2 separate regions of the Homo sapiens genome follow, and region 1 is linked to region 2. Evidence: chromatin loops called from intact Hi-C (ENCODE). Cell type or tissue: heart right ventricle. All regions are shown on one strand. Links, peaks and the distances in the headings refer to the core of each region. The heading gives the core; the rest is flanking DNA.

Region 1 (16,452 bases), core at 4,550-12,549, 580 kb before region 2:
GAGAATTTAATGGCTAAAAGTTTTAAGTTTTCCACTCTTCTGGTACTGAATTAAAATGAAAATAGAAGGTCCAGCTTGATATTAAACATTATTCCTAAAATGCAACACTACTCATTTAAACAAGGCAATTAGTGTCTACTTGTTTGGAAGCAATACCAAGTGAATTCCTCACAGAAGTCAGCAGATAAAATGTCATATGTCCAAGAATTCTTTTTTAACATCTCTGAACAAGCAACTAGAGCAATATAATTGGCTCAGAATTTTCTTCAGAGTAGATCATCTCAATTACAAATTTTCTGGGACAAGTGTCCAGGGATTACTTGCTTTATTTTTCCATTACATCAAATTTCTGTTGTTTGCCAAGATTTACATATAATGGACAGAAAGTGCTTTGTACTGTAAAAAGCCAGTGGTGTGAGTCCAGACCCCTGGATCTTGGTCCTCGGTCTGCCATTAACTATGTGACCTAGGCAAAGAACTTCACCTCTGTGGACCTTCATTTCTCCACCAGGTAGAGACAGAAAACTTCCAATGGCCCATCTGGTCTAAAATTTCAAGAAAACCAAATTGCCTTTTAAAAGTCTTGAAACTATTAAGAAAAAAGAAAAATGTATTTTTTCAATGCTCTTTTTTAGTAATTGCAGAAATTATTCACATTAATTTTTAAACTAGAGAGAGTGAACAATCAGCATTCACACTGGTGTGAATTATAATTTTTATGATGAAAGTTCAGATAAAGATAAAGGAAAACTGTAATGTCAAAGCCTAATAATGAGAGATTTTGAAACCATAGGCTTTCTGGCTTACCAATGGAGCATTTATTCAATCTAGGAAGACAGCAATTATACCCATCTGGGTTATTCTGGTTCAGATTTAGAAAATTAAATGCAAGGGCCTGCTTTGGAAAAGGGAGGAATGTCTCCTAGAAAAGTAATTAAAGTGATAAAAGGACAAGTTCACATTTAGGAAATTTCTGCCTATGATTTTTGTATTTAAGAAACCTAACAGAGAGAGAGAGAGAGATGGAGAAATGAGCAAGACTCATTCACCAGTGTGCCACAAGAACCAGATCTAATAGCCCTTCGCTTTCTCCACTTGCCAGCTTGTGATCTACCTGTGAAACTAGGAAATCTGGCTCTATGACCAGCCCACTCTGTCTTCTAATAGGTGCTAACTCTGAGACAATAACTACCTAGGAGATAATCCTCAAAATCACATTTTCTAAAAAAGCCTTGTTAATCCTTCCTTACCTCACTCCCACTCTGCAGCTCCCTCATTCTATTCCAAACAAGCTGGCCTTGGCTTATGTCATTTATCTCCACAGGGCCTGCAATACTACCTGACTTAGCAATTAGGTAATTCAGACAATCCATGCGTGGGTAAAAAATAAGTCACAGTGAGTCCCCTTAAGGGTTCATAGTCTAATAAATAAGATGAGCTTCATATACCAATAAATATAGGGCGAAGCACAATATGATGAATGTCGAAGGATTGATAGAAATAAAATCCTATAGGAGATCAGAGGAAGGGGAGATTTTTTACAACTGGTAAATGAGATGGACAGCAGAGAAACCTTCATGGAGAAAGTAATATTTGAATTTTGAAGGATGGGTAAGGCTTAGACAAACAGAGAAGACTAAGAAGGCTTAGATAAATGGAGAAGACAAATGTAAAGCCTTCTAGGAAAACTAAAGAGTACGATAATAAAGTCAAAGAGTCAGGGATTCACAAGGACCTTTGGGGAGTGGTCTTGTTTGGGTGGAGGATGGAAAATTGTGGAAGCTAAGGCTAGAAAGGTAACTTAGAACTGCATCATAATTGCTCCTAACACCAAATCAAGGATTCAGGCATCACTGAAGTCTTTTTAATGGCGCACTGGGGAGACAGGGGCAGAAGGGAAAAGATCATGTGATGGGAGCTGTATTCTCCAGAAAGTAAGAGCTGTTTTTCTTAACAGCTTGAGAGTAAGGGATTAACCCTCCAGAACAGCCAGTGGATGAATGGCACAGTGATCGTGGACAGCACCGTGGGAAAGGACACTTTGTTTCTTATCACCTGGACAATGCAGCCTCCCCAAATCCTTCTCTGGGATCCCAGTGGACAGAAGCAAGGTGGCTTTGTAGTGGACAAAAACACCAAAATGGCCTACCTCCAAATCCCAGGCATTGCTAAGGTATGGAGTCAGCTTTTTTTCTTTCTCATAATTCAACAAGATAAAATAAAGTTTTTACAGAATAATTGTAGCATTTTAAATGTTGGTGGTTGCTAAAAGGAGAGTCAGTATTGAATCAAAGAGAGAACGAGGAAAAAAAATCTCCATCCAATGAAAATCACTCAGTATGTCAGCAAGTAAAGACAAAGGAAATAGGTGATATTTTGTCCAGGTACTAAATGGAGAACCTTTAAATTACATAGTAATCAAGATGCAAAATGATCCTCGACATTTTGGGATCATAAAAGTTATTTCCTTTATCTCAGAGACTCATCTCTTATAAAACCAAGGCAACAATAAGCATATAGCTTTCAGACCTCACCATCCCCCTCCCACCCGCCGTGGAATTTTCTTGACAATGGGAATGATATAGTTAGTTCAAACACACTGAAGCTCCCCGTGGCTGACAGAGTATCAAACATGCACACCTCTTCTTAGATATGCTTCCAACATGCTTATATCAGAGGGTTTTCCCGTACGTGACATTGAAGTCAGGTCTGTGTCACCTGAAGTTATTCATTGGAAATGTTTACATGTGTTTTGGTCAGGTTGGCACTTGGAAATACAGTCTGCAAGCAAGCTCACAAACCTTGACCCTGACTGTCACGTCCCGTGCGTCCAATGCTACCCTGCCTCCAATTACAGTGACTTCCAAAACGAACAAGGACACCAGCAAATTCCCCAGCCCTCTGGTAGTTTATGCAAATATTCGCCAAGGAGCCTCCCCAATTCTCAGGGCCAGTGTCACAGCCCTGATTGAATCAGTGAATGGAAAAACAGTTACCTTGGAACTACTGGATAATGGAGCAGGTAATCACCCAAGAAATTGGAAGATATTTATTTCTTTTTCCAAGAAGCAACCAGGGAATGCCAAGAGGGCATGGTCTGGTGAGGGCAGTTAGACAGGCAAGGCAGCACAGCACTGAGGTCTGGTTGGGAGAGTTCTCCATTTCCCCACAATTCCTACATTTCAAAATGCTGGAAAACATGAGGGCTTCTGCAAGGCCCAAAACACATTAACAGCTCAAGCTCAATAGATTCAGTCTCTGGGGAGTTGCCATAGGGTATTCCACAACCCCCAAAAAAGGAAAAGAGGAAAATTAATAACCATATTGTGTTAGGTGCTTTGTATATACACATACATACATACACACATATGAGTGTGTGTGTGTATACACAAATACATATATACAAAGATGTATATAACCTTTGTTTTTATAATATCTTCACTGAGGCTTTCACATTTAGAAAGCAGCAGAGATAGATTCAAGCACAGTCCTATATGATTCCTGTATCTATGCAGACTCTATATTAGCTTGCCCCAAAAGTGAAAATTCTGCCCATTATTCTTGTCTTTAAGAAGTCTATCAGGGAGAGAGAGAAAGAGAATTCTACAGTTTAAAAAAAAAAAAAAAACATGTCTGCTTACTGTGAAGCAAGTAACCTTAATAGAATGAATCCTGTGAATGAATTTCCCACCTAAATCTACCCTGGGGAGAAGTGATGAATTTTATTAAATAATCATACAACATTTTTTTCTTCCACATTTGCATATAGCAGTTTAATTTAGTTCAACAGATACTTATTGAGTAGTTACCTTGTGCTACATTGGGTGTAACACAGAAACGATACCATCTTAGATTTCAAAAAGAAAGTCAACAATTCAAGAAGACAGAATGTATACATAAAACCACACACAGTGATAAAAGAAGTAAGCCTTACCCTCAACACACCAAAATCTTAAGGTCTCTTGGAGCTAATGCTGAATTTCTTGTTGCTTTGAAAATTCATAGCCTACATATGAGTTGGAAATATACAAATACCCTCCCCGTTACCTATTTATTAATTCCTTCATTCTTTATCAAGGTGCTGATGCTACTAAGGATGACGGTGTCTACTCAAGGTATTTCACAACTTATGACACGAATGGTAGATACAGTGTAAAAGTGCGGGCTCTGGGAGGAGTTAACGCAGCCAGACGGAGAGTGATACCCCAGCAGAGTGGAGCACTGTACATACCTGGCTGGATTGAGAATGGTAAGTAATTTGTAATAACATACCTGGCTTGTGCAAAAGCATTGGTTTCAAGAGGAAACTATTAAGCCTGTGGGGCAGAATGGTGCATGATTAAATCAGGGTTTCTCAACCTTGGCATTATTAAGATTTTGAGCCAGACAATCCTTTGTTGTGGAGGGCTATCCTGCACATTGTGGCATGTTTAGCAGCATCCTTAACCTCTATCCATTATTTGTCAATAGCAATTCCCTAGTCATGACAATCAAAAATGTCTCCATATGTGGTCCACTAACCCTTAGGGGGGCAAACTAGCCTCCAGCTGAAAATCACTGGATAGAACATAGCTTTTGACTGCCTTACTTCAAAGCCCAGCCCTCTATCAAATACAGTATTTTGTGTAATCTTTTTGTACTTCACTCTCCTCTGTTGTAAAATAAGGATAATAATGGCAGCTACCTCATAGGATGGTCACACAGAATAAATAACTAAACACATCTAACAAACTGTTACTGGTAAATAGTGTTTAATAAAGGTTTTATCATTATTTTAAAAACACTTCTAATGAAGTTCTTTCCATTGAAGCATTTCTAATTTATCCTAATGAATCTGTTCCACAGAATAAAAAAGTAATAATTTAGGGTTTGTTATCTACATCAATATCATTATCCAAGTCCACTGTCTGTCTTTCCTCTTTTCTCCTCCTGCTCAGGCCAGGGAGCATAGTAGATGAATTTCATGTGGGCCAGCACACTGAGCCCACGTGTAAGCAGGTGGGAAAATTATGTCCATGAAACAGACAGTCCCATACCACTTTTGGTTACAAACACTTGCCCTGGACTAGAGAAGGAATTGAGACCAAGTTTGTGTCCCAATGGGTTCCAGGACTAGTTTTCCATCAATCTCCACCCTGTCCTGGGCAGGCTTTCTCCTGAGGTTGGTGTGCGGGAAGGAGAAGAGCTCCTTTGAGAACCTTCCCACTGTCATCTTTACTTGGGTGTGTGCTTAGTGAAGAGAGGATTCAGAGACACATGGTGTCACTCATGCAAAGGTGATAATAGAGGGAAATGTTTTAAAAGATACCACTGCATTTTTTTTTTAGACAGTCTTGCTCTGTCACCAGTCTGGAGTGCAGTGGCACAATCTCAGCTCACTGCAACCTCCACCTCCCGGGTCCAAGTGATTCCCCTGCCTCAGCCTCCCGAGTAGCTGGGACTACAGGCACGTGCCACCATGCCCAGCTAAGTTTTGTATTTTTAGTAGAGACAGGGTTTCACCATGTTGGCCAGGATGGTCTCGATCTCTTGACCTTGTGATCTGCCCGCCTCGGCCTCCCAAAGTGCTGGGATTACAGGCGTAAGCCACCGTGCCCAGCCCATGCCACTGCTTTTTGAGTTAGGGGAAGGAGGCAGAAGGGGACTGGTTTAGTGGCTAGGTCTAGCCTTATGGCAGCATTTTACTTACAGTAATATATTTCATTCTTGTAAGTATCCCTTTTTAAAGATGGGGAAACAGAAGCTAGAGAGCTTATGGGTTCATATAACTAATAGTGTTAGTGCCTGGCATAACAGTAGAAGGCCATGTTCTTCCCTCTATCCCTCGATAAGCCTTAATGGCAGTCTCTACTGGTGCTTTCAACATGAACCCTGAACCTGCTAGAGCATTCACTTCATCTTTGCCAAGACCAGATTAATGGGTATGAAGATTAAACGGTCTTTAACAGATAAAAATTCTATAAAGAGGTAGAGTTTATGAGAAAACAAATTCTAAGTAATGCCATGTTAGGATCTTATGAGATATTTTTATTGAAAAGAAAAGAGAACCTGAGAACTCTACAGATTGAACAGACCAGGGTATTTTTTAAATTCCAGGATTACTTTTATACATGTCTTCAACAAGAATGTGAATGAAATTGGGATCACTACAAGAACTAGATTCCCATGCATTCACTGAGAAAATGAGAAGTCTTTCAAAAGCACAAAATTTTGGAACCCTAACATAAAACATTTTATTAAAAACTGAAATTTAATAAGAAAAATGAAATACAAACATCGAGAAAGTGAAAGAAATATGCATAAACAATCAAGGCATTCTTGAAGGTCCAGTTGATTAGTTGCCAAATAAATAGGAAAGATAATGAAACTCACACTATTATTTAGGAGGAATACATTTCTTGAGGCAGTCTGAGGTTTAAAACACTTAGTCTTTAGGCCCGGCACAGTGGCTCACTCCTGTAATCCCAGCACTTTGGGAGGCTGAGGCAGGTGGATCACCTGAGGTTAGGAGTTCGAGACCAGGCTGGCCAACATGGTGAAACCCCATGTCTACTAAAAATACAAAAATTAGCTCGGTGTGGTGGCACATGCCTGTAATCCCAGCTACTCAGGAGGCTGAGGCAGGAGAATCACCTGAACCCAGGAGGCAGAGGTTGTAGTGAGCCAAGATTGCGCCACACCAGCCTGGATGACAAGAGCGAAACTCCATCTCAAAAACAAAAACAAAGAAAGGAAGGAAGGAAGGAAGGAAGGAAGGAAGGATGGAAGGAAGGAAGGAAGGAAAAAACAGATGTAGTATTTAAACTGACCTTGTGGAAAGACAAGATCAGGATGGGCAAAAAGATGGGAAAATAAGCAATTTTAGGACAAATGTCATGAAAATAAATTCCAAAAGGTTATTCCACTAAATATCCAGGAAATATCTAAGAGATAAAAAAAAGAAACTGTGATTCTCTGTTTTCTCTTTTCCCTCTGATGAAACCGTATTTGTGGTCTTGTCTCCAAATATTTAAAATTAATTCTGTGTGTGGAAGGAAAGAAGCAGAAGTGGGGAACAGGAAGAGGGTGATCTGATAAGAAAACAGACGGAGGTGTCACCATTTAGTGATGTTGCTTACCATATTTTGAGTATTTTTTTAATGCAGATGAAATACAATGGAATCCACCAAGACCTGAAATTAATAAGGATGATGTTCAACACAAGCAAGTGTGTTTCAGCAGAACATCCTCGGGAGGCTCATTTGTGGCTTCTGATGTCCCAAATGCTCCCATACCTGATCTCTTCCCACCTGGCCAAATCACCGACCTGAAGGCGGAAATTCACGGGGGCAGTCTCATTAATCTGACTTGGACAGCTCCTGGGGATGATTATGACCATGGAACAGGTAAGCTGAACCTGGTGTGGACCCTGTAAAAGAGTTTACCAGCCAAGTAGAAGAGCAGAAGCGGGTGAGGCAGGCAGCCGTGTTCTGATACTTAGGGGGCAGAAGGCAGGAGGGATCTTGCCGGTCCTTTGAAATGAGGGATAAATGTATTTAAAGAAGAGAGATTTAAAACCTGAAAAACTGGTAAACTTTGGGAGTAAGAGGCTTCAGCCAGGAAGGGTAAACCTCACTTTGTTTCTGAAATCTTACCAAACTGTCCTTTGACAAACTCCATTTTCTGGGTAGCAGTGACTCCTGGGGAAGAACTGGAAATGGAGCATAGATGTCTGCAGAGCAGAGCTCTTTTGGAAGGAACCTCAGGTCCTACCAGACTTTCTCTCTCAAAGTGTGGTCTGTGGACTGCAGCATGTAGATACCATGAACACTTGTTAGAAAGTGTTTTCAGATCTGCATTTTCAGATCCCTGGGTGATTTGTACACACATTACAGTTTGAGAAGCATTGGTGCAAACTGCCTCTATAAATAATAAAACAATAAACAGTTGTTAAACAGTCTCTTCTTTCTGCCGGGCACTATGGCTAGAAATGCTGACCAAGGCTTTACGTCATGCCCAATCCAGTTTTACGCTTATCACTGTGTCATTATATACAAACAAGAATGTAAAAGAGATAGTAATCCTTGTAAACAGGACCATCAGTTCATTTATTTGGGAACCTTATGGGGTGATGATATAATTTCTCATAGACTTTTAAAGCTTTTTAAATATTTTTTAAAGCTCTACTGCTTAAGAAGTTTCTTTAATATTTCAGAATTAAAGTCACATTCTTCTTTTTTCTTTTTAGCTCACAAGTATATCATTCGAATAAGTACAAGTATTCTTGATCTCAGAGACAAGTTCAATGAATCTCTTCAAGTGAATACTACTGCTCTCATCCCAAAGGAAGCCAACTCTGAGGAAGTCTTTTTGTTTAAACCAGAAAACATTACTTTTGAAAATGGCACAGATCTTTTCATTGCTATTCAGGCTGTTGATAAGGTCGATCTGAAATCAGAAATATCCAACATTGCACGAGTATCTTTGTTTATTCCTCCACAGACTCCGCCAGAGACACCTAGTCCTGATGAAACGTCTGCTCCTTGTCCTAATATTCATATCAACAGCACCATTCCTGGCATTCACATTTTAAAAATTATGTGGAAGTGGATAGGAGAACTGCAGCTGTCAATAGCCTAGGGCTGAATTTTTGTCAGATAAATAAAATAAATCATTCATCCTTTTTTTTGATTATAAAATTTTCTAAAATGTATTTTAGACTTCCTGTAGGGGGCGATATACTAAATGTATATAGTACATTTATACTAAATGTATTCCTGTAGGGGGCGATATACTAAATGTATTTTAGACTTCCTGTAGGGGGCGATAAAATAAAATGCTAAACAACTGGGTATACATGCATAAAAACTATCCATTCAAACCCAAAAATTTAATAATCATTGAGTCTTTTATTAATGAATTTGAATACTAGAAAGAAACAGGGCTTGCATCAATAAATGGAAGTATGTTTTTATTTGTTTTAAGGAGCTTTGCCAGTTAAAAACAACATGCAATTGCAGAAATCTAACAGAGTTGCTAAAAGTTGTTTGATTTCTTTTGGTGAAGAAAAGCCAATCTAAATTATTTAAATATAAAAGACATGACTTGTTTTATAGGAGTTTTGGACCAGCATCACTAGGAATATGTCTTATTTTCTCTAAATTTGAGCAATGATGGTGCATTTAAGGAAGAGATGGCATTGAAGAAAGAAAGAACAGCACAATGAAAATTCCCTAGGCACAGAAATGAACGTTATGTGCATGAAATTACAAGAGTTAGTGATGCTTTAAGCCATGGCAGTGGGGATAAGGTGGGAAAGGTAGCTTCAGGCCAGGTGTGAAGGGAAAGTGATTGAGAAATAAACATTTATTGTGTACTTTGTCCAAGGGCCCAACTAATGCCTTATGTGCATTAGTTTATTTAATGTAATTCAGTTCTTTCAACAAATGTTCACCAGCTGCTTATTATTTTCCAGGCCAATGCTAGGTTCTAAGGATAGAAAGATGAGTAAGCATTGGCCTTTTTCCTGTATACTAAAAAGAGCATTTGAGGATTTATTTTTGAAATCAGGAGGCAGATATGCTCAGAGATATGCTTGAGAAGGGAGTCTTTAAGAACCGCACGAAGCCCTTAATAAGTGTGAGAAAGACCAGCAGCATAACAAATGAAAGGGGAAGGAGAAGAAGAGGAAAAAGGGTTGGAAGTGTAGGCCTAGCACTATGGCAGTCCTCGTGAAGGACTAGTCACAGATTCCAGTGCCTGTAGGTGTAGATAGTCCTGTGAAAATTGTTTCGAGTTCCCAGTTATTAGTACAATGAGTTCAAGATGTGGGTGGCTCTCTTTATGATTGAAAACAAAATATCTAGCATATCATTTCTGCGTAGACCCAAAATTTCTTTATTTGTAGACCTTTCTTATTTCAAAACCAGATTTGAGCCATCTTAGTGATACATGCAATAAACATAAAAATAAAGAAATAAAATATATAATAAAAACTAGAAGAAGTGCTCAGGTATAAACCTATAAAGAATACATGGGGGAAAAAAACTAGAGGGAAAACCACCACATCAAATGCATAATATAATGTTCTGTACAATTGCTACAGCCAAGTCACATATTTCACTTTGTGACAAGTAGGTAGGACAAATGAAGTGTATATAGTAACAAGATTAACAGAGTCTATAGTGAAAAGCAAGCCAGAAGCAGCTCAGGAGAAGCATGGCTTTTCCTAGTCGTGAGACCCACAAGAAGTTTTATCTGTGGATCCTCAGTTTATTAGGGCACTGTGATGTTAAGGGCCGCAGCCAAAGCAGCAACCGTATAGTAATCATAACAACAAGTTTAATATAGGGCTAATTACTTCCTTCACTGTAAGCCAAAGGAGTAACACCACAGCATTGTTCAGGAAAGGCAATTATACAGGGACCCAAAAAATGCGGGCCTAGCAATTAGCTCTTGAGCTTGCCCCAGAGGTAAAATTTGGAGTGAATGGATTGCATGTCCTTCAGGCTGTTTCCTAGGACCCGTATTTCTTACATATAAATTTGTTATAAAAACTGAACAGTAGAGAGTTCCAAGACTAGGAAGACCCTGATGTTCCCAAAGTCAGTACTGTTTATTGAGGGCACAACCAGTTGCTTTGCCAGCCAAATGGGCAGAGGGTTGTTGGGGGTGCATGGCAACAAATTCAAGCTTGTATACAAAGCATTTGAGGTCGGGGCATGGAAAAAGACGGAGGCACTGTGTGTATGTTATTTGTGCATGGAAATGTAACTCCTTGACCCTGAAAACAGGACAAGGAGTGGAGTGTGTCATGAGGAACGCTGAAAACAGCCTCCTGAGAATGTGGTTTGAATGCTTTTAGAAGGCCACAGGTGTGTCACGACCCGACCTCAAGAGGCCATCTAGTGGATGTTTGTAGTTTAACAAGCCCTTTCAATAAATACTTGGCGGATGGATTCTGGGGTGACACTCTCTCAGAAGAGTGGTCCGCCGCTCCGCTCAGCTGGAATTGTCTGAGAACTCATTCTGGGCGTTCACTGCAAGCTATAAACTCTACAAGTGGTGCGCCCGAAGTGATCGCCTTGAAGTTGCACGTGAAGGAGGAAAACTCCTTAATTTTTGGGGAATCCCAGTAAGGGACAGTCCTGATTGCCATTAGGAGGACGGGACCCACGCGTAAAATACCAGGGGTTGGGTCATCATGGGTCAGGAAATGACCAAAGAACAGAAAGTATTTTTTAAAACAGTGCAACAGCTACTTAAGGCTATCCAGTGCACTGTAGAGCCTGGAGCTCTACACAAGCTTATGCTTTTAATTCGGCAGGGATGCCCTTGGTTTCCTGATCAAGGAACCTTAGATTTAGAGTTATGGGAGCAGGTAGGTCGCTGCCTGAAAAGAGGATATGAGCAAATGTTACTATTTTGACCACCTGGGCGCGCTGGTACGCTCTGCGTTGTATCCTCTTTATCTGCCAGATTGCGGTGAGTCAGACCGCCCATTATCTCCACCTGAAAGGAATTCAGAAGATTTAAAGGGAGAGATTCCTCTCCCCTCTTCATTCCCTTCTATGGGGAATAAAGAAGAGATTTTTTCCAGTGAGGAAAAACAGGAACCAGAGCAGCAGGGGGGTGCTCCTCTCTCTACTTCATTCCCTTCCGTAGGACATGAGCAGGATATTTTTTCTAGTGAGGATAAGGACGGACCAGAGCCTTTTCCTCCCCCTATAGAAAAGCCATTGCCCTCCTTTCTTCCACCCTTAAAGGGACCTGCATTTGTTGGCCCCGTTCAGCCAACAGCGCCTCCCATCCCCCTTAAGGAGATTGGAAACTGCCCAAGGGACGGTTCTTAGATAAGACCCCCGGTCAGCGAACATCTGTATGATCGGGTGTCCGCTTCTCCTTGACAAACTTCCCTGCTGGAGGGGTGCCTCCAAGAGGGAAGGAAAGTGGCTGAGTATGATTGTCTTCCTAATACGCAAGTTCTCATTTCCTACTTCCAGCATCAGCCTTTCTGGCCTTGTCGGTTTTCTGTTTCCCTGGAGTATAAGGGGAACTTACATGCTGCCTCCTGGGTTTTATCCTAGATAGCTCTGGCTTTCTTGCTGCCCACAGAGGCCTGGGGCAGGAGAGTTGCTAAGATGCCATGGAGTGCCCATTTAGTCACTTGCAGTCTGGGCAGGTTGCCCCTTTCTGGGTTTGTGGTGATGGAGGGGAGGTCAAGAGGCACAGACCGAGTCCCCGGGTGGCTGCAGGCAGCTCCAGCCGGGTCCTGAGGATCCTCCTCACCATGGTCACGTGCCTTAGTAACCGTGCCCGGGAAGTGGCCTGCTGCTTGCTGTGCTGCTGCTTTTCCTACTTCTGCCCTTCCCTGCCACCCCTCGCATGTCTCAGTTGACAAGCAATTCCTTGTCTTCCCTGGCCCCCTAGGGAAAGGGCTAAGAAACAGTCCATGTGCACGCCGACCTTACTAGCCTAAGGTGGGCAAAGTAGTGCGGAGGAGCCTAGAGTACGGAGCCCTGAGGGAGGAGCCCGCTAATAAGGGACGCTCTCCAGTAGCCATATGCTAAATGCTAACTAGGCTGAGGTGGATGAGCTCTGCCAGCTGCTGTCATCGTCAGAAGATAAGACGCAGCAGTAAGGAATGTTTGTTTCGCTTTTTTATAAAATGTTTAAAAACACTGGGGCTAAGAAACTTCAAAGCAGACACTGCGCTGCCTGTCTGCTCCTCCCCTGAGCCTCTCTGCTTGAGGGTGGTAAAAATAATAAAAAGCGCAGTCTATTTTCAGTACCTTACCTAACAGGGTTGGCTTCAGGCGTAGGTGGCCTAAAAGATAAGCGGAGTGGTTTTCTCCCAGCCGGTTACCTTCTTCCCTCCAGCCTCTGCGCTTACACACGCACGTTACCACCCGGTCATTCTTTGGCCTCTTACTGCCACTTGTAGTCTTCCTTCCTTTCTTTCAGAGTAAGGGCAGCAACAAGTGGCAAGCTGTTAAAAACAGAAGCTGCCTAAGGAGCCCAGACCGAATAAAAGAAACTGGCCACAGCCCTACTTTCCCAAGCTCACTTCTAAGACATTCCATCTAAAGGCTGATGCAGGAAAATGGCCAACACCAAAGGACATTTTAAAAAGTTTTTTGGGGTTTTTTCTTTTTTTTTTTTTTACATACTTAAGCTAACTCAATGCAGGTTTATTATCCTGGCGACTTGCAGTCACATTCTAATGATTTTCAAGGGCCAAAATATAGTAATAATCATTTGAAATATCCATCGCTTCCATGCCTTAGTTTAACAGGTAGGCTTTATCTTTTGCCATTTCTGTATTTTACATCTGTTATGTACCTGTCTCATAATCCCTCTAAACATACACAAAAGACAACAGATTTAATAGCTTCTCTTCTCATAAAGGGACGCCAACGTTGCGTCCAGCTGTCAGGATATGACCCTGCTACTCTTTCCTACCTTTAAGCAAGGAACAATTTCATACTCTCTTAGCTCGTGATCTTGATTGGCAAGTAGCAATGGCTGACTTTATTCGTAATATCAGCTTCAATTTACCAGCCTCTAAGCTCCTGAACTTTTTACAAACTATGCCTGTGAAGTTTGTATCTATTGTTGTCTCTGAGCCTTTACTTCATGCCATCACTCTCTTTACAGATGGTTCAGGAAAAACTGGAAAAGCAGCTATAGTGTGGCAAGATGCCATGCAAAACTGGCAGTACAGAATCCAGGAGCATTTTAAAAACTACACAACAGGCAGAGTTAGGTGCCTTGATATTGGCCTTACAAATTTTCCTCACCAAGACGTAAATATACTTAGTGATTCCACTTATGCGGTGTATAGTATTACTCATTTAGATCTTGCACATGTGAAGGGCATTACTAATGAACCCCTACTAGCTTTGTCTCTTGCAGCGCAAGACTCCTCCTTGCCAGTCATCACCCTCTTTACATCACACATATTCGCTCTCATTCTGGGCTATCTGGTCCCTTGTCAGAAAGGAATGCTTGAGCTGATGCTCTGGTACGACCACAGATGTGGTTTGCAGATTCTCCTGCTTTTTTGCGAGCTCAAGCTGATCATGCTGTTTTTCATCAGAACGCCTGCAGTCTTAAACAACAGTTTCATTTGACACTTGCTTAAGCTCACATGATTATTAAAACTGTCCTGATTGCCAACAGCGTTCTCTTTCCCCTTTTTCCTTAGGGCTTAGTGCCAGCCTACGAGGTCTGGTGCCTAACACTATCTGGCAAACTGATGTTACTCAGTAACCATCCTTTGGAAGTTTTAAATTTCTCCACGTTACCATGGACACTTATACAGGCCTGACACATGCTACCCCCCAGACGGGAGAAAAAAACTAAAGATGCATTTGCTAATTTGTTTAACTCTATTATGACTCTAAGCTTTCCACACACTATAATAACTGATAATGGACCTTACTATCTTAGTGCTCAATTTGCATATGCATTGCAACTTTGGTACATACAACACAAAACTGGTATTCCTTCTAACTCAGCCAGTCAGGCCATTGTTAAATAAGCTCATCAAACTCTTAAAATATATCTTAATAAACAAAAAAGGGGGAATATGGGGCTCTGTTCTCGAGACTAGGACCTGTCGGAGAATCAACCAATAATGACAATGATGACTCAGAAGTCACCTAACATTACCTGGGGACAGCTAAAGAGATTGGATCAACAGGCATCTATCCTGCTTGCAGCCGTGGAAGCCCATGCAACTGCAGAGAATCGGTTTCTTATGTATCTGTGGCAACTGGGGAAACTTCTGAGAAAGTAAGACAGACATGGATGTTGGGGTGGCTGGTAATTCTTATACTTTGCCAAGTGGGATCAGCTCAAGAACATGTTTATTGGAGTCATGTTCTAAATCCCCGTGTTTTTAATGTTATTACATGGTGGGATGCTGACCCGCCTTTGTCATCTAATGACACTTCTTGGATAGGAGGTCGATGGATGCTCTTGTCTTACCCCTTAACTGAAAATTTGGGATGGATTAAACTTAATTACTCCTTGATTTTATTGTATAGCAATCCCCCTATTTGTTTTTCCACAATAGCACGTGATAAGTGTGTCATTCTCAATCTTCAGGAATATCTTTACCTCAGTCCAAAAGGGATACTAAGCTTGCAAACTTGACCTTTATTTCTGCTGTTACCACTAATCTTACTGAGGTCTCTAATGAAGCTACACAAGGGCCTGATCTTCCTATATGCCGTCTGAGTAGAGACTGGCAATATAAGTTTGATGTCGTCCAGTGTTCGCTGTGCAGACAGCCTGCGCCCCATCAAGGGCCTCTGTTTGATAATGGGGTCCCCATGGTAATCTTATGTGTGCCAATCAGACTACTGGATTTGGAGTCCTTCCAATAGTTTTGTCACCTGGTCAGAGTATGGGCTTTCAGGACCAATATTATAACTAACAGGGAAACAGGCTTTAAGCCCTGCTCATACCGAAATTTGGAGACTAGGACTTCCTTTTATTGAATGGGTTCTTTCACATGGTGAGTATATTACTAGTGGTGGCAACTATACCCTCTCTTTGCATAATAATGTTACTGACACAGTCCTGATTTGTACTATGCACCCCTATATACTTTTGTTTGGGCAAGGTGTTCCTAACATAGAGCAGAATCAATCCTTTTATAGTATTAAAGTCTCTTCCAGTAGTTAGTATGCTACATGATTGTCTCATCAAAACATTACACAGTTGAATATAACCTATGTCATGATTGTAAAATGGCGTGCAGAATTGTAGCTGCCCATAAATTTAACCAGGAGCTGGGAAGGAGATTCCACTCTGCAGCTATTTAGAAAAGCACTGTCTCATACTCAGAAAAAAAGATTTCTGGCCACTTTAATTGCCTTTTTAGTCTCAGCTATTATTATATTAGCAACTGCCGCTACTGTGGCTGTTTCTCTGACACAATCTATTCACGCAGCCTCAGTGGTGAACCACACTGCATATAATGTAACCCATGAATTTCAAGAACAGGTAAATATTGATAAAACTATTCTGCCTCACCTGGAGGCTCTTAAAGCCACTGTTAAATAGCTAGGGAATCAGCAGCAGGCATTCATTACCTGTCAAAATTTACATTGTGATTGGCAATATAATTCTATCTGTGTCACACTTCTGCCGTATAATAGCTCCCAATATGCTTGGGAGAGAGTGAACACACATCTGCAAGGGGCTTATCGCGACCATTTGTCTTCTCAAGTTTCTACTCCTAAGTGTGAGTTGAAGAAACAACTTGAAGAAAGGTCACAGCAATCACAAACAAGTACCCTTCAGCAATTTCAAGAAGGCTTTCAATGGTTAAACCCAAACACTTGGTTGTCTGGGTTAAACATGCGCATCTGGGTGATGGCCGCTATAGTTATTCTTTCTTGTATCTGTTTGCTAGACATCTGCAGATGGCTCTGTGCTGCTACCCAGCGCGTCGACAACCAG
Region 2 (16,452 bases), core at 4,675-12,674:
ATGAGATCTTTCTTAAATCTGTTGTCTCCAGCTTCCGTGTAAAGCTCAGTTTACTCATAAAAATATTTTGAGATATGTTACCTGACCATCCTCTTTATTCCCTCACCTTCCAATCTTAGTTCAGTCTGCTTGATATCTGCCTTTAGCCCCAGCTTTCCTAGACATTTTTTGTACATACTATATTAGGTATTGTTCTAAACTGTTTACCTGCTTAATTATTTGTCTCAAAAATTTTAGAGGCAAAGCCCAAATATTTTTAGTCTGGTATAAAACCACTCAATGTATAATAGTTATATATATTCTGCTATCCTTAGAAATAGTTGTCAACTCTGCTTTTGAGTTTTTCATTTATTTGTTGTGTATGTAATATACACAAAGGTTGTACTACATTCTTTGGGGAAATAACAAAGAAATAGAAAGCATGGCCACATCCTTGAAGGAGCTTATTTAAAATTTACTTGGGAACATAAAACATAAACACAGGGGCTATGAAAACAGTTAAAATAAAACATCAATTTGTGGTGATCTCACTGAAATATTTAACCAAAAGTGTTCCCTACCAAAATGTTTGATTTGGACCTAATCCCGAGAAAACAAATTAATGTAGAATATTCTACAGAACAACTGACTTCTAAAGTGTCAGTATCATAACAACCAAAAAAGTTGGAGGGAGGCTTCTCTAGACTAGAGAGACATGGAAACCAAATGTAATGTATGGTCTGTGATCAGATCCTTGATCAAAAATGATATCTTTGTTCATAGACATAGTACATGCTGAGGTAATTAGGGGTTAAATATGAATGACAACTATTTGCTTTCAAATAGGTCAGAAAAAATTGAGTATGTATGTGCATACATAGAGAAAAAAGATAAAAGTGACAAAATGTTAATAATTAGTGAATCTAGGTGAAGAGTATAGAGATGTTCACTGTCCTATTTTTTCATCTTTTCTGTAGTTTAGAAATTTTTTTAAATAAAAAAGTTGAAAAGTTAAAAGAAGGATATTAAAAGATAAACATTTGAGAATATAAGGTATGAGAAACTAAGCAATTAGAATAAGGTGTGGACTCAGTCATTAAAGATACATTTTTGCGATGGGCTTTACTTAGTTAATAGAGAGGAATTGGCAAGAGATAGGTAATCAATCAACTCTTCTAGTTGAAAAATGGAGTTTGCTTTGCTGTCATGTGTTTAGCCATACCATATATGTGATTAGCCACATCTTTTATGATTTTTCAAAAAAAGAATTCTTTTTTGCTCTCATATGTTTAGGTCTATGATTATATATAACCCCTTTTGTTAAAACATTGGAAATACCTAGAATTTGTATTCTCTGAAGAACAACATGAATTTTTTTCTTTTTGAAATTCACTCTCAAGCCAACTTTAGGTTATCTGCGTTAGAGCCCACAGTTCACCAGGAGTTGCAGATACTTTTCAGAGCAGCACTTTAGATGAATTTTCTCCACCTATAATGTGTATGCTAATCACTGGTTAAAATGCAGATTCAGATTCAGAAGGACCAAGATGGAGCCCAGTTTTCAATTTTTAAACAACTCCCACTGGATGCCAAAATTAATGCCGCTGGTCTTTAAACTGCAGTTTGAGTAACAAAGATACAGATGATGATTCTCAGTAGGGATATGGGAAGATGAATACTTTAGTCTTCCCAGGATGGTAGGGTACTTATCTTTAAATTGTTATTCCTACCTCCCCTACAAAATCCACATTTCTTACATAGACCAAGAGGCCCTTTTTAATCTAGCCCTTGTGTGCACCAACTTCTTACCCACTAGCCACACTGGCCTTGTGTTTCATTGAATACGCCAAGCCTTTCCCATTTTAAGGCCTCCGCACTTATCCTTTCCTCTTAGAATGCACTTCTCCTGGCTTCTTCCAGAGTTGGCTTCATGTTATCCATTTAAGGTTTAATGACATCCTCTTAGAAAAACCATGCCTGGCCATCCTACATATTAATTACCTCTTCTAAGTTACTGTGTACTGTATCACTCTTGTTGTGTCTTCTCTGGTACTAATCAGCTTACTAACTTATCTTATATATTGGTTTGTTTACTGCCTGTCTTTTCCTCTATTATAAGATCTTTAAGGATAGGAACCTTGTCTGTCTTGTTCACTACTATATCCCTTATGTTTAGAATAGTGCCTGAGACATAGTAGAAACTATACATTTTTTGTTAAATAAATGATGAATGAATGAACAAATGGACCAACATAGATTTTGATAGCGGTAGATGATAATAATTACTGGCAGAGTGAGCACCTCTGATTGACAGCAGTATGATCTATTCTTATCTCTCAGGTGGATTGGGAACCAGCCCCCTGCCCTACACTCCTAAAACAGGTTGAACAGCACAGCTCTGAACTTCAGTGAAGATATGTTCAATTACTGCAAACTTTTCTTATATTTTTATCCAACCACTACTTTGTTTTCCTGTGAGTGTAGAAAACTTTCTCCCTGGCTTAGTCTCATAAAAGTACCCACAGCCATACAAGAAATGTTTAAGTAAATGCATGAGTGGGAGTTTGGTAGATAGTAATTACTCAAGTTAATAGTAGCATTCATTCAACAGATAGTAATTACAGAGTTGGAATTTGGCCAGAATGTTCAGGATGACATTCCTGCTCTTTTAGATAGTGAAAACAAATGCTTTTGTTATCACAGATAATCATAATATTGAGGTTGATCTATTAAGAATATAGGTCAAGACACTACTGTTAGTGAGAAGGGTGCTTCTTAGCTTTTTCCTGTAACATCAGTTTAGGTCTGATTCAACTAACAAAAAACCCCAACACCATTACCTATATTGTTTGTGTTTTTCCTTAAGGTCTCTTCTTATTACTTGCTAGCCTGACTTGAGTCATCAAATCCAACAAAAATCACGGTTTACACTCTGCTTCAGGCTAGCTGCGTTTCATGTACTATATCTGACTACTACATCTGAAACATTCTTCTTGGTAGCATATTTCAGTCAGAGTATGAAAATTTTCTATGACTAAAGTCACTGTAGTGGCCTTATTTCTTCTCCCCAAGCCAGAGTTTTCAGTGTCTTCAGTCTCCTTAACTTCAATTGATACTATTAAGTTTTGCTCCTTTTTTGGCCTATCACTTTACCTTTCATTTGTGCCAAGTATAGTCAGTAAGAATCCATAAAGTGAACTGAGTAGAAGTTTGCTTACCTAATCTCAGTGTCCTCTTCTTACTCCTCTGTATTTTCAAACCTTGTCTCAAGGTCTTAGGCAGCATGCCCAAGAGAAATACCAGAAGAAAACAAACTGAAAGACAAAGCAAGTGGTGCAGGGAGGTGAGAAGGCAGATCATGATAGAGCAGAACTGGGACTAGACTGATGAGAGAGAAAAGATGAAGGTGAAAGAGTAGAGACCAGGAAAGTTCTGGAGAACTAAGGATAAATATTAAACTGTAAAAGGAGAAGTGGCCGAATTAATACTTTAAAAATAAAACTTTTAAAAGTACTGTTTTTCAAAGGGAGTTACTCATATTATTTCCTTGGAGAACAGTTTTGAAGAGGAGATAAAGATAATATGGAATTTCAGCAGTATGTAAATGATACTTTTTTTTTTTTTGAGACACAGCCTTGCTCGGTCGCCCAGGCTGGACCAGGCTGGAGTGCAGTGGTGCGATCTAGGCTCACTGCAACCTCCACCTCCCGGGTCCAAGCGATTCTCCTGTCTCAGCCTCCCGTGTAGCTAGGATTACAGGCATGAGCCACCACGCCTGGCTAATTTTTTGTATTTTAGTAGGGACGGGGTTTTACCATGTTGCCTTGGCTGGTCTCAAACCCCTGAGCTCAGGAAGTCCACCCGCCTCGGCTTTCCAAAGTGCTAGGATTATAGGCGTGAGCCACTGCACCTGGCCAACACTTTCAAATGCTCAGACTGTTTTCTAGATTAGTGTGAACCATGTTAGCCATACTGACATCATTTATTTGCTTCACACTTTTTTCTTCGTCATAAAGAGAAGGTAAACCTCAGTTCAGCATCTTTTGATTCATTGTAAATTTTAAATCGGCCACAGCTATGTTAATGAAACTTTAACATATTGCCTTAGTTAAATGCTGATGAGATGAAAGAAAAATACGTATGCCAGATATATTACATGTCTAGCCTTTAGTATGCTTTTAGTTTGAGCTTAGAAAGAGATTCTGTGTGTTTTGAGGACTTTAACAATAGTAGAGGCCAGGCACAGTGGCTCAGGCCTGTGAGCACTTTGGGATTCTGGGAGGCTGAGGTGGGAGGATCACTTGAGCCCAGGAGTTTAAGAACAGCCCTGGTAACAACTCTACAAAAAAAAAAAAAAATTTTTTTTTTCTTTAAATCTTGGCTTGGCATGGTGGTGTACTCCTGCAGTGCTGGCTACTTGGGAGGCTGAGGTGGGAGGACCACTTGAGCCCAGGAGTTAGAGGTTACAGTGAGTTATGATCATGCCACTGTGCTGTCCGGCATGAGTGACAGAATGAGATTCTGTCTCAAGAAAGAAAAAACAAATAGATTCTAGAGAATTTTAAAGCAATAATAATCACCTGAATTTACCTCAGATAGCATGGATTTAGGAAGTAAAATTCAAAATCCTACATAGATATTTAGATGTAGTCTCTTGGTTTCAACCAGGAGTACTCAGCAATCCCAGTGGTTACCCAAGATAATAAAAAGACAAGGGAACAAACGTCAAGGGTTATTGTTAAAATGGTTGTCCGGTAAAGAGAGTAGTGATCAGGGTGAATGGGAAGTTGATATGACAATAAAGTTGATGAATGAATTCATAAGGAAATAAACAATTGAGAGAGTTATATCAACAGAGCTTTGAGATGTTGGAGAGATGGAGTAGTTTTGAACGACTGGATCTGAGGGATTGCCTTAGTAGTGGATAGAAGTTGAGATTTTCAGTGTCCAATTTGTTAAAGCAGAATCATGATATGGGGGAGGAAGACAGAGCAATATGGCCAAATAGAAGCCTTCAGCAATTGTCCCCCAGCAGGAACATCAAATTGAAAAACTATCCACACAAAAAAGCACCCCCATAAGAACCAAAAATCAGGTGAGCAATCATAGTACCTAGTTTTAACATATTAAGGAAAGAGGCACTGAAGAGGATAGGAAACACAGTCTTATATCTCCTATACCACCCCTCCTCCATTCCCCCTGGTAGCTGCCACATGGCGCAGAAAGAGAATCTGCACCCTGGGTAGGGGGAGAGCACAGTGATTGCGGGACTTTGCGTTTGAATATGGTGCTGCCCTGTCACATCAGAAAGTAACAAGGGGCAGAGCTCAGCTGGTGCCCACAGAAGGAACGTTTAGACAGCTCTAGCCAGAGGTTAATCTTCCATCTCAGCAGTTGGTATTTCAGTTCCAGCAGCCCCTGCCACCATGGGCTAAAGTGCTTGGGGGTCCTAAATAATGATAAAGGAGTCAATTCAGCAAGAGAATATAAAATTTTTAAACATACGTCTGTCCAACACTGGAGCATCCAGATATATAAAGCAAATATTACTAGAGCTAAAGAGATAGATAGACCCCAATACAATAATAGCTAGAGACTTGAAGACCCTTCTTTCAGCACTGGACAGAACACCCAGACAGAAAAACCACAAAGAAATATCATACTTAATCTGCAGCTTACACCAAATGGACCTAATAGATATTTACAGAACATTTCATGCAGTGACTGCAGAATACACATTCTTCTCCTCAGCATATGGGTCATTGTCAAGGATAGACCATATGTTAAGTCACAAAACAAGTCTTTAAAAGTTCAAAAAAAAATTGAAATTATATCAAATATCTTCTCTGATCACAGTGGAATAAAACTAGAAACCAATAGCAAGACACATGGAAATTAAACAACGTGCTCCTGAGTGACCAGTGGGTCAATAAATTAAGAAGGAAATTTAACAATTTCTTGAAAGAAATGAAAATGGAAATACAGCCTTCCAAAATGTATGGGATACAGCAAAATCTGTGCTAACAGGAAAGTTTATTGCAATCAGTGCCTATATCAAAAAAGTAGACAAACTTCAAATAAACAACCTAGTGTTGCATCTTAAAGAGCTAGAAAAGCAAGAGCAAACCAAATCCAAAATGAATAGAAGAAATAATGATGATCAGAACAGAAATAAATGAAATTGAAACAAAAAAATACAAAAAGATGAGTAATCTCAGCATTTTGGGAGGCCGAGGCGGGCAGATCACGAGGTCAAGAGATCGAGACCGTCCTGGCCAACATGGTGAAACCCCGTCTCTACTTAAAAATACAAAAATTATCTGGGTGCTCTAGTCCCAGCTACTCAGGAGGCTGAGGCAGGAGAATCACTTGAACCTGGAAGGCGGAGGTTGCAGTGAGCTGAGATCGTGTCACTACATTCCAGCCTGGCGACAGCAAGACTCCGTCTCAAAAAAAAAAAAAAGAAAAAAAAGAAAAAAAAAGAAGGTTTTTTTGAAGAGATAAACAAAATCAAGAAACTTTTAGCCCAGGATAAAAAGGGAGACCTTACAACTAATACCACAGAAATTCAAAGGATCATTAGAGGCTACTATGAGCAACTATATGCCAATAAATTGGAAAACCCAGAAGAAATGAGAAGTCTTGCAGTAGTGTAGACATTATCCAGCTTCCTGGGCTTTTTTCACTTTGTGTTGAAGGGTACACATTGGATGAGATATCATTCATCCTCAGGAGAGGGTTTAGTTTAATATTGACCATCCTTAGGAAGCTTTGTTGGAGGAAAAAGAATACTTGAATTTGTACCTGACTCTTACTTCTGCCCACGTCTTTCACTACAGTATACTCCAAGCTTGTACTATATGATCTTCCCTGCTGTTTAGTTTATATAACACTGTTTTTTCAGACCTCAATGTAGCATCTTTCATTTCCCTCCTACATCACCATGTCCACATTAAATCTCAGCTTCTGGAAAACAGAGGTGAGTTGCTAAATATATCTTAAGCTCACTTTAGCCACCATCTTCAATGCCTTATTCTCTTTGCCTTCTTTTTTCCTCTCATTTTTGGCTGAAATACTAGAACTGATTTTCATAGAACCAAAGGTTTATAGGAAATAATCTACCATTAAGTGGCAGTTATAAAGACTTTTCATATTCAGCATGTAAAGTATGTTAAAGATGCAGGCTCTGGATTATTTAATTTTATATTTTGTTTCTGTTTCATTTGCAATTTGGTATTTTCATTCTGTTTGATGCCTTAGTTGAAGAATTGGAAAGAACATGAAAACCTCAAATCACATTTATTTGGCTCTTTCAGTTTCAGTGGGGAAAAAAATTGAAAATATCTGCTAAAATGACATTGTATACTTTCTAATGCAAACTAATTTTTATCTGCAATTCATTTTTCAGATTTTAATTTAAGGATGTATATGTGTATTGAGAGGCCAAGTAAGGCATATAACCATTTCCATTCTAAAAGCTTCATAATTTCTCTTAGTATGTGAGTTATTAATGCTTCCCCTAAAGATAAATTATCCCAGAACTCTTCCATTTTTCTCTAGTTCACATTCTCTGACATATAGCTATATCTGCACTGTTTCCCCTCCCTCACCTACCAATAGGCCTTTAACAGGAGGCAGCTATCATCATTCATTGATATTATTGAGTGTAGTGTAGTATGAAGTGTTCCAGAATATCTCCATGTGACTACCCCTATTCTATGATGTAAGTGAAAGATTGATAAGTTGTCAGAATTATGCAATTGACAGTTCTGTGTTTGAGAGGCTGAAGTCATAGCTTGCAGATGGTTTCGGTGCGGTACAGGTTGGTGGACCTCACTGCCCCCACTTTCTGCACTCTATCTAGGTTCTAAAAGAGATTCTTAACCACTTGCTATTTATCATGCAGAGATTTGCTTATCAAAAATGTATACCATTTTCCATTGAGAAATTGTATATCACTGCTTTGCAGCTAGTGATACTTAGGTTTATCAAATTCTATATTAACCAGTTTTAGACATATTAAAATATACTTATATAATTTTTCATATTAATTTTTGTGTACGTTAATTCCAATAAGTTAAATATTTAGAAATTTTAAATATTTTGACCTGTATTACATCTCTAATTTTATTAATCTTTTTATCAACAAGCTTGTGATATCTGCTCTTAACTCTTAAATATCTTCTGATAACCATCACCTTTTTAAAAATCATTTTGGTTTTAAATATTACTTTTTATTTGTTGAGTCATTAATAAAAATAAACTTTTATGAACAGCAAGCCTCTGAGAAGAAAACATTTGATATGCTGGAATGTTCCTGTATTGCCTGCTTTAGCATGTGTGTTGGCAGGGTGTAGATACATACACCCCCACAACGACCCTCCTCCCACCCTATGTAAATGTACTCACTCTACAGCATTGTAAAGGATTTCATTGTGCCATTTTGTTTTCAGAATCATCTTTCACTCTTTTGTGAGTATAATGATAGTAGCTGTCTCTATGATGAATTTTAATAGTTACAGATTACAGTATACTTTCCTTAGTCCAAACCTGTGTTTCAAGCTCTGTAAAAGTGGTTTTAGGTTTTTAAATTCCTATCTTGGAAATATTTTGCTATCATCAAATTTCATTTTCTTTAAATTGTATATAATGAATGTGTTCTCCCTTTTTAGGTGCGCTTTGTAAAGAATATAACTTCCTGGAAAGAGATGAAACCAGGATTTTATCATGGACACGTTTCTTACTTGGATTTTGCAAAGTAAGTTACACTGAAATGACACGCTAAAGAATGCTTTGTACTCTAGTAACCTAAAAAGGAATAAATTCATTAAATTGTTATGATTTTCTAATAAAAGAATGTACTGTCTTGCCTTTGCCAGTTTTAGATCTGTAATTTAAATATACCTTCTTAGTGTTTTACTGCCCTCTAGTGTTCATAAATTGGCAATTCTTATATTAATTACATATTAGTTATTACTCTTTAAAGTTTATTATTATTGTGTGTATATGCCTTGTACAACCAGAATGACACTACTTCAGGAGAGCTCAAGTTATAACCTAGAGGCCAGATTATGACTTACCACATCATTGAGAAAGCAAAAAAGCTCTCACTAAGTTATTGGTGCTCCAGTGTGTCTGCTTCTCACCCAAGACATACTGAAGTGTACACTTTCCCTTGGGCTACCTTATTTTAGCTTTAAAATTATGATGTATTACGAGGCTTTTTTAAAAAAAATTCATGATTTCCTCTCTCACCCCCCCTCTCCTTCTCCCTCTCTCCCTCTCTCCTTCTCTCTTGCTCTCTCTCCCTCCCTGTCACTCACTCACTCACTCACTCACTCACTCACTCCTGGACTCAGGTGATCCTCCTGCCTCAGCCTCCCAAAGTGCTGGGATTATAGGCATGAGCCACTGTGCCCGGCCTCTGTCATATTAATAGTTCTCTCAAGAAGGGTTCAGAAAACTATATGCCTACTCACAGTATTCAAGTACTATGTGGCTTTCTGTACAGTCTGTGCCACATTATTAATCAGAAAATTAATTAAACTTAATATTCCAAACATAACAGTCTTATGGATACATTTGAACTTTTTTGGTAGTACACATAGTACCATTGTAGTAAACCTCAAATCCAAATGTTTTCCCTAAGATTCTGCATTAACTTCAAAAACACTAAAAAAATTTTTTTTATTATTTAGCTTAGACATGTTTATTCAGTTTTTAAATTAGCTATTATGATTTCAGAGTAACACACCTTGATATATTGGTCAACTTTAAAAGGCATTTTTTATAAAATTTAAAATAAAAGTGATATCCCACTCTCAGTTTTACTTAATTTTGAAAAGAAAAAGTAGAATGAAGTATTACTGATTCAAACTGATAATCTTAACTTTTTGGGAAATCATGTAATTAAAAAAGAATCACCCAAATATTACATACATAAAGTGATATGTTCCTATTTCTAGTTCCTCTCATAGTACTCAAGATCTTTCAATCAAATTGTAGCTCTAAAGTTAGATGTATGTTTTTCTATAAATAATTCATACTGCAATATTGAAAATATTTTATAGGCAGCTTTAAAATAAACTAATTATTTTTTTCTTTGCATAGGCATTGAACCAATTTCATAAGCTTCGTTCATGTGCATATTTTCCCTCAGGGCTGCATTATCCTTGAATTGAATGTTTGTTACCCTTTCACCTAAATGATTTATTCTTTCCACACACAGCTTGGTTTCTAATAGTCTAGGTTTTCATTATTAAAATTATAAATTGAGTGCTTTTGCTTTTGGCAAAGTCTTATACTTAGAACAAAGCTCTGATATATGCTGAGGTTCTTGTAGTTGAAAAAATAAGGCTTTTTGAAGAGATTAATCTCATTTATTAAATGCTGACATGAATTTTTAAGCGTTTGAATATTTTCATAGTGAGTCTTATGTTATTTGAAGGGAAAAGTATTGTGAAAATTTTTCATAGATTTTTCCAAGATTTTAAATACCTAAACAAAATCAGCCTAGGTGAAATGTATTTTGATGTATCTATGTAATCAAGAACTGTTGTAGATGTAACTAGTATCCTCAAATATCTTTTAGCTTAATAGCCATATGCTCCATAAATGGGGAAGGAAAAGGAAAGAAACATCGCCTTACCAATTTTTTAGATTACAGTCGTTCCTGGGGTATGTCCAGGGTATTGGTTCTCGGACTGCCTGAGTATATAAAAATCGCATACTCAAGTCCCTCCGTTGGCCCTGTGAAACCCACGAATTTGAAAGTCACCCCTTGTACACGGGTTTCACATCTCTCAAGTACTGTATCTGTGTGTGGTTGAAAAAAATCTATGTATGCATGGGCCTGCACAGTTCAGACTCGTGTTGTTCAAGGGTCAATTGTGCTTTACTCTTCAAAACAATATTCTTGACTGGCATAGTACTTTGTGGAGTCCAGTAAAATACTTGCTTTCAGGAGAAAGTGGTGAATTTGGCAAAATACTTATTTAACACATAGTTTTTTTAAACTTACCTTATCAGAGACATTAAAACGAATGTAAGCCCCAAGAAACCTAGGAAATAAGATAGAGAAATAAAAAATGAACGCTCCTTTCTAGTTTAGCCCGACCACGAAGAAATACACATTATATTTGCAAGCTTGTCTACTCAAGCCATGTTTTGATTACATACATTTGTTTTTTACTGAACTTTAGAATAATAACAAAAATATCTTTTTTACATTTTTGCATTCCTATCCCATCTTGCTCCTTTTTGTCTGAATCTTATTCTTTGATTTTTTTAAAGTATATTTCCTAGTTCTTCTTCCTTTCCATTTTTCCCTTTAATGTTAGGTTATGTTTTGTTTTCTTTTTAATTGGTGAATGATACAATTTTAAGATAATGTAGATATAAATTATTATAAATTTGAAAATTTTCCAGTTTAAAATTGTATATAGGTTGGACATTTTCAAAATGTCATAGTATGCAGGAAATATAAAGTTGAGTAAGTTGCAGTTCTTGACCTTAATGAGTTCACTGAAATCTTTTTTTCTGTAATTACCAGTTCATGAAGTTTTATTATAAACAGTAAAAATATTAAATATTCCTCCCCTTTTAAATGTGCACTATTTATTTTTTAATAGCATCTATTAGCCCATTTTGATTTTCTTCAAACTTTAGAAAATTAAAATGTTAGAAGTCTCTTTCAAAAACACTTCTTCAGCAATAAACATTTTCATTTATAATGAATAATAGCTAAAAGAACACTTTTAATGCTGTACTTTCTGTCAGACTCTGCTAAGTTTTTTATGATCTAGCTACCTCAGTGTCACATGTCAGCATCTGTCTTGAGAGGTATTTGAAAATTATTTTTGATATAACAGTTTTATTCAGGCACGTATCAGGTATGTACCTTTGTAGTTGTCCCTAGAAATGAGAATGAGTTTTCATTGCTGCCATTTTGGTTCCTCCATATTGCCGCTAGTATCATTTTCAGAACAAGTGAGGTGAATCAGTAAAGAAGCAGCTATGTCACGACAAGAAACAACTAAATGCTTCATTAGGTCTGAAATTCTAAACAGTAATCAAGTGACAACATTTTAGGCCTAAATAGAATTAGTTAATATATAGAGTCATGTGAGATTGTCCTTTCTACCTAATACTTCTCTGCTAAACCAGTTGACGTTTGCCCCATTTTCTACAACTTTTAACAAATATGTCACAACATTGTAGATACTTTAGAAAATTATTTTAATCATTCCAGACAATATGTGGGAGTTGCGTTTTTATTAACCTTGTACTACTAGCTCTTTCTACAGCATTGATCCTGTAGACTGCTAAGAAGCAATCTCTGAAGTCTGTCTCTAAAGTCAGACAGATCTGCCATTAAATCCACTTAGACTCCTTGCTAGCTGTGTGATCTCACCCACATTGTTTCAGATCTTTGAGCTTCAGTGTCCTGTTTTTAATTTGAGAATAATTAAAGTAATTACTTCATGGGGTGGTGGTGAGGATTAAATGTGATAATGTAGATGGAGCACTTAGTTCTGTGCCTCACGCAGAGCAGTATGGTGATTCTTTTTAAAATTCTGTCTTCTTTCAGTTACCATATTGTCTTAACTGGTGTTTTCTTCTTCTCCTTGTCTGAATCTCTGCTGGTCCTTATTTCCAACTCTTAATTGGGCATTGTATAAGACTCTTAGCCTCCATTATTCTCTTTTGGAAGGTTTACACATTTTTGTCTGTCATGACACCCAAACAAGAAACTTTCAAGTAATCTTGGACAACTTTTTTTTATCACCACCTATATCTTATCAGTCATCAAGTCTTTTGAGTGTCTTCTTTCATTTAACATGATGCTTTTGACATTCATCTAATTTGATGCACATATCAGTAGTTAGTTCCTTGCTAAGTAGTACTTCATGTATGGGTGTACTTCGATTGATCCATTCACCAGTTTCTGGATATTGAGGTTGTTTATGGCTTTTGGTGATTATGAATAAAGCTGTCAAAACATTTGCATACAGGTTTTGTGCGGACTTATGTCTTAACTTCTCTTGGATAAAAACCTCAAAGTGGGATGGCTGGATTGTATGGTAACTCAATAAGAAACTGCCAAACTGTTTTCCCAAGTGATTGTATCATTTTGCCACCAAACCAACAGTGTTTTAAGAGTTCCAGCTGTTGTGTATCCTCACTAGCATTTGAAATTGTTAGACTTGCTCTTTATTACAAAATGTGAGCCATTCTAATAGGTGCACAGTTGATGAATGCCCCTTTTTAAGACATAAATTACTTTAAAAATATTTATTTACACTATCATCAGTGAGACCAACAAATACCAACAGGTCATTCACTTTTTTGGATACAGGACAGTGGGACCTTGCCACTAGGATTAGAAAGTTTCTATGAAGCTTTAGGTCTGAGAGAGTCCAGAATAACTATGTACAATGTCTCCAGCAAGATTGTTGCCTAAGTAGAGAAGTTAAATTTAGTATGAAGCAGAAAGATTTCAAAACATAATGATTCCCAAAGGCCATTCAGCCCTCTTTCAGGTTCATCACCTCCTTTTTTGACTTTTTCCAGCCAGTTGACAAGGTTCCTTACAAATGTTCTGAGTGTGCAGTTGATCTTTTAACCATTATTGTTGTTCATTTGCATATTGATACTGTTCACTTGATAGGCTATTGATAGAATGTAATTGTAAAAAAATGAGCCTAGTTTATGTTCTTGCTTTGTCACACTTCGTATGCTGACATGGCAAGAATGAAATTCCTAAAATATCTTTTTACCAACCTGCTGCTCAGATTATATCTTTTCGTTTCTGATTTTCATCTGCAGATTCCTACCAAATATGCTCTTCTTTTCCCAGGAAGATCGTGTTCTAACAGGTCAACAGTAGTTTATTTTCTGCTAGTAGAAATGGGTTTTTATTCTTCTACCTGAGCTTTGTTGAGAAATAGCTGAAATGATTGACCAGAGTTAAAGGTGAGGTCTGACCACAGACTTCCTATATAAACTAGCTCCTATAGAAACTAGCTGGTTGGCAAAAGAGTAAAACCAGCAAACCTCGTTAGCTCTTGTTTTCTAACTGGCTGAGCTGTGTGGTCCAGTTGCTATTTTTAATCATGCCCATTATCTGTTATAATCCCTTGCCTCCAGCCCTTCGTGTCTATATAACTGTTCCCTAAGTTACATATCATAGTTCATATCCATTTTCAAAATGAGTTCACAGATTATATCTCATTAAAATCATACTTCCTAATAAATGCCACCCAAAGCCATTCCACACATAGATAGTCATTTTCCTGGACAGCAAAAAGAGTTTTGTAAAATGCCATATTCCCTTTTACTGCTGCCTGGTAATTGCTGTCTGCTCCACATGTCAGGGACTAGGGGAAAGGAGGAAACATTGGTAGGAGATGTTCTTCTGCGAGGAGATTATTCTCAAAGGAATGGCTCAGGATGGAGCAGTGGCTAATAATGGAGAGGATAGAGAGGATTCCCAGGAATCTCAGTCTTAAGAATGGAATCACTAACCCATTGTCCTGTAATCTCTCCTTGTAGTTTCCTATTAAAAACCTCTCAGCTCTGTGAGCTAAGGGAGCAGCAATATATTGCTGTTGCCTCCTTACTTTCTTACTACTCAGTGTACTCTCTGGCAGGAAGGCTTTTGTTAGTGGCTAATTCACAACGGTCTCCTCAACCTAATTCTATTAATATTCAGCACCTGTGTGTTGGGCACAGTGCTGAGCATTAGTGATAAAGCCATGAACAAGAGAGAAATGGTCCCTGCCCCGGTGGAACTTCTACTCTAATACCGAATGTGACAGTGCTATGTATTTGCAACAGTACTGTCCTTCTTTTAAAAAAAACTGTGAAAGAAAATTTTACTGCACTATTGGTACTATGCCTACCCTCAGGTGACTTATAATGCTGTTGGGGAGAAAGACTTACAGGAGAAACACTAGTAGGATAAGCTAAGAGTTAAGTTGCTTGATAGCTCTTAGGTGCAGGATGTGTCAAATGAAAGCACATAGAACTGTATGCTAGAGTCATCAGGAAGAGAGGTCACAAGATTTTGTTGTAGCCCCTCTGTTTATTCCAAAACAGCAGCCAATGACCTTTTAATATGAGTTGTGTCATGGTAATTCTCTTTTTAAATCTTTCAGTGGCCTCCCTCCTGACTCTGTATAAAGTAATGCTTGTAACAGTATAGAAGACCCACACAGTCTGCACTCACTCCACCTCACCCCCACCTCTCTTATCTTCCATGGTATTCCCTTTTTGATTCTACAGGCAGCTTGATCTCCTTGCTGTTCCTCAAAACACCTGGCACTTAGCTGCCTCAAGGACCTCTTAGTTGGAAATCCCATCTTTCCAGAACACTTTCTCACAGATGTTTGCATGGTACCTTCCTCATTACATAAGACTAGTGATGTCTTCCCAAAAAACACAATTTTGAATTGTATTCTCCCTCACCTCCCTAGCACTCCTTATTCCCTTTCACTGAATTATTTTTCTCCTTTGCACTTTTTACCATCTGTTATATATGCTTATTTGTTTATTGCCTATCTGTCCCAAGTAGAATGTTAGCTCTAGAAGGACAAGAAATTTAGTCTTTTTGTTCATTGCTGTATTCCTAGTACCTAGAATAGTATTATATCTGGCAATATTGGGTTCATACAAAAAGTATTTTTGAAGGAATTAATGTAGAAAAAAGAAAAATGAGAGCGGCACTCAAGGAAGACAGAATAAGCAAAGATATATAAAGAGAAATAGAATAAGTATTGATATGGGAGGAGATAAAAGAGGCCAACCTAACTATAACAGATAAATGGTTTCTTGTTTGAGGAGAGTTAAAGAAAAAGTTAGATCAATAAGGTGGTACCTAAGACATAAGGTAAAAGAATCCTAAGACAACCAGCAAAGGAGTTTGGGTTTCATATCGATAAATCAGTAGAGTTATTTCAGATTCCTAAGAAGAGTGATTTAACAAATGATGTTTAGGAACATCCTTTGAGAATTGGTATGGAAGATAGATTGAAAGGGAGAGAAACTGAATGTTAGAAAACTATATTCTTGCAGTAATCTAAGCAAGCACTGAGAAAAAGGGAAGTGGTAAAGAGAAAGAATGATGAAGACAGGTCACATCTGCGAGAAAGCTTACAAAACAAATCAAAATGACTTTGAAATTTTATTAAATGAAGAATAATGGAAAAGTAAGAATCAAGATAGCTGTAACATTTTAAGACTGGGACAAGGGTGTATAATAAAACAGGGAGCCAGTTGTACAGTTCTAGGGTTTGCAAGGGTTGCTAAAGTAAAATTCTTCAGTGTTCCATCAACTCTTTATCATTCCCTAAGGAAATAATGCTGAAAACCTAGTGTCTTTCACCTCTATCTTGTCTTTAAAATCAGCAACAGAAGGTAGATTGACATGTTCACACTTGTGTTCACTAATGCTGTATCCATTGATGGTGTTCA

Evidence for each region. Peaks named below come from ENCODE experiments on the same cell type or tissue, not always from the same donor. Only the 100,000 strongest peaks of a DNase experiment are listed, where the experiment ranks them.
Region 1: it touches region 2 in a loop (4-fold over the local background); 11 of 110 quality-filtered maps call a loop at or near these places.

Annotation. Positions count from the first base shown.
Region 1 is chr1:86,491,427-86,507,878 of GRCh38, forward strand. It overlaps CLCA1 (chloride channel accessory 1), which reads left to right. Exons shown (of 14, transcript NM_001285.4): 10 at 1,958-2,173; 11 at 2,761-3,022; 12 at 4,079-4,249; 13 at 7,146-7,385; 14 at 8,228-8,833. The coding sequence ends at 8,619. All of the region lies in intron 1 of LOC124904210 (a long non-coding RNA gene), which reads right to left. LOC105378827 (a long non-coding RNA gene) reads right to left here and starts at 12,904. Exons shown (of 2, transcript XR_001738132.2): 1 at 12,776-12,904; 2 at 10,576-11,490. RefSeq lists enhancers at 11,018-11,107, 16,361-16,452. In heart right ventricle, for the core only: CTCF peaks have their summits at 8,761 (motif pointing right), 8,969, 10,872 and 11,071; DNase peaks (open chromatin) are centred at 10,976, 11,421, 11,905 and 12,285; H3K4me3 peaks cover 1,787 bases; H3K27ac peaks cover 4,511 bases.
Region 2 is chr1:87,075,543-87,091,994 of GRCh38, forward strand. It overlaps HS2ST1 (heparan sulfate 2-O-sulfotransferase 1), which reads left to right. Exons shown (of 7, transcript NM_012262.4): 3 at 8,652-8,737. Among named protein-coding and RNA genes, the nearest start is that of LINC01140, 46 kb to the right of the region's middle. In heart right ventricle, for the core only: a CTCF peak has its summit at 8,904 (motif pointing left); no DNase peak of the experiment used is centred there.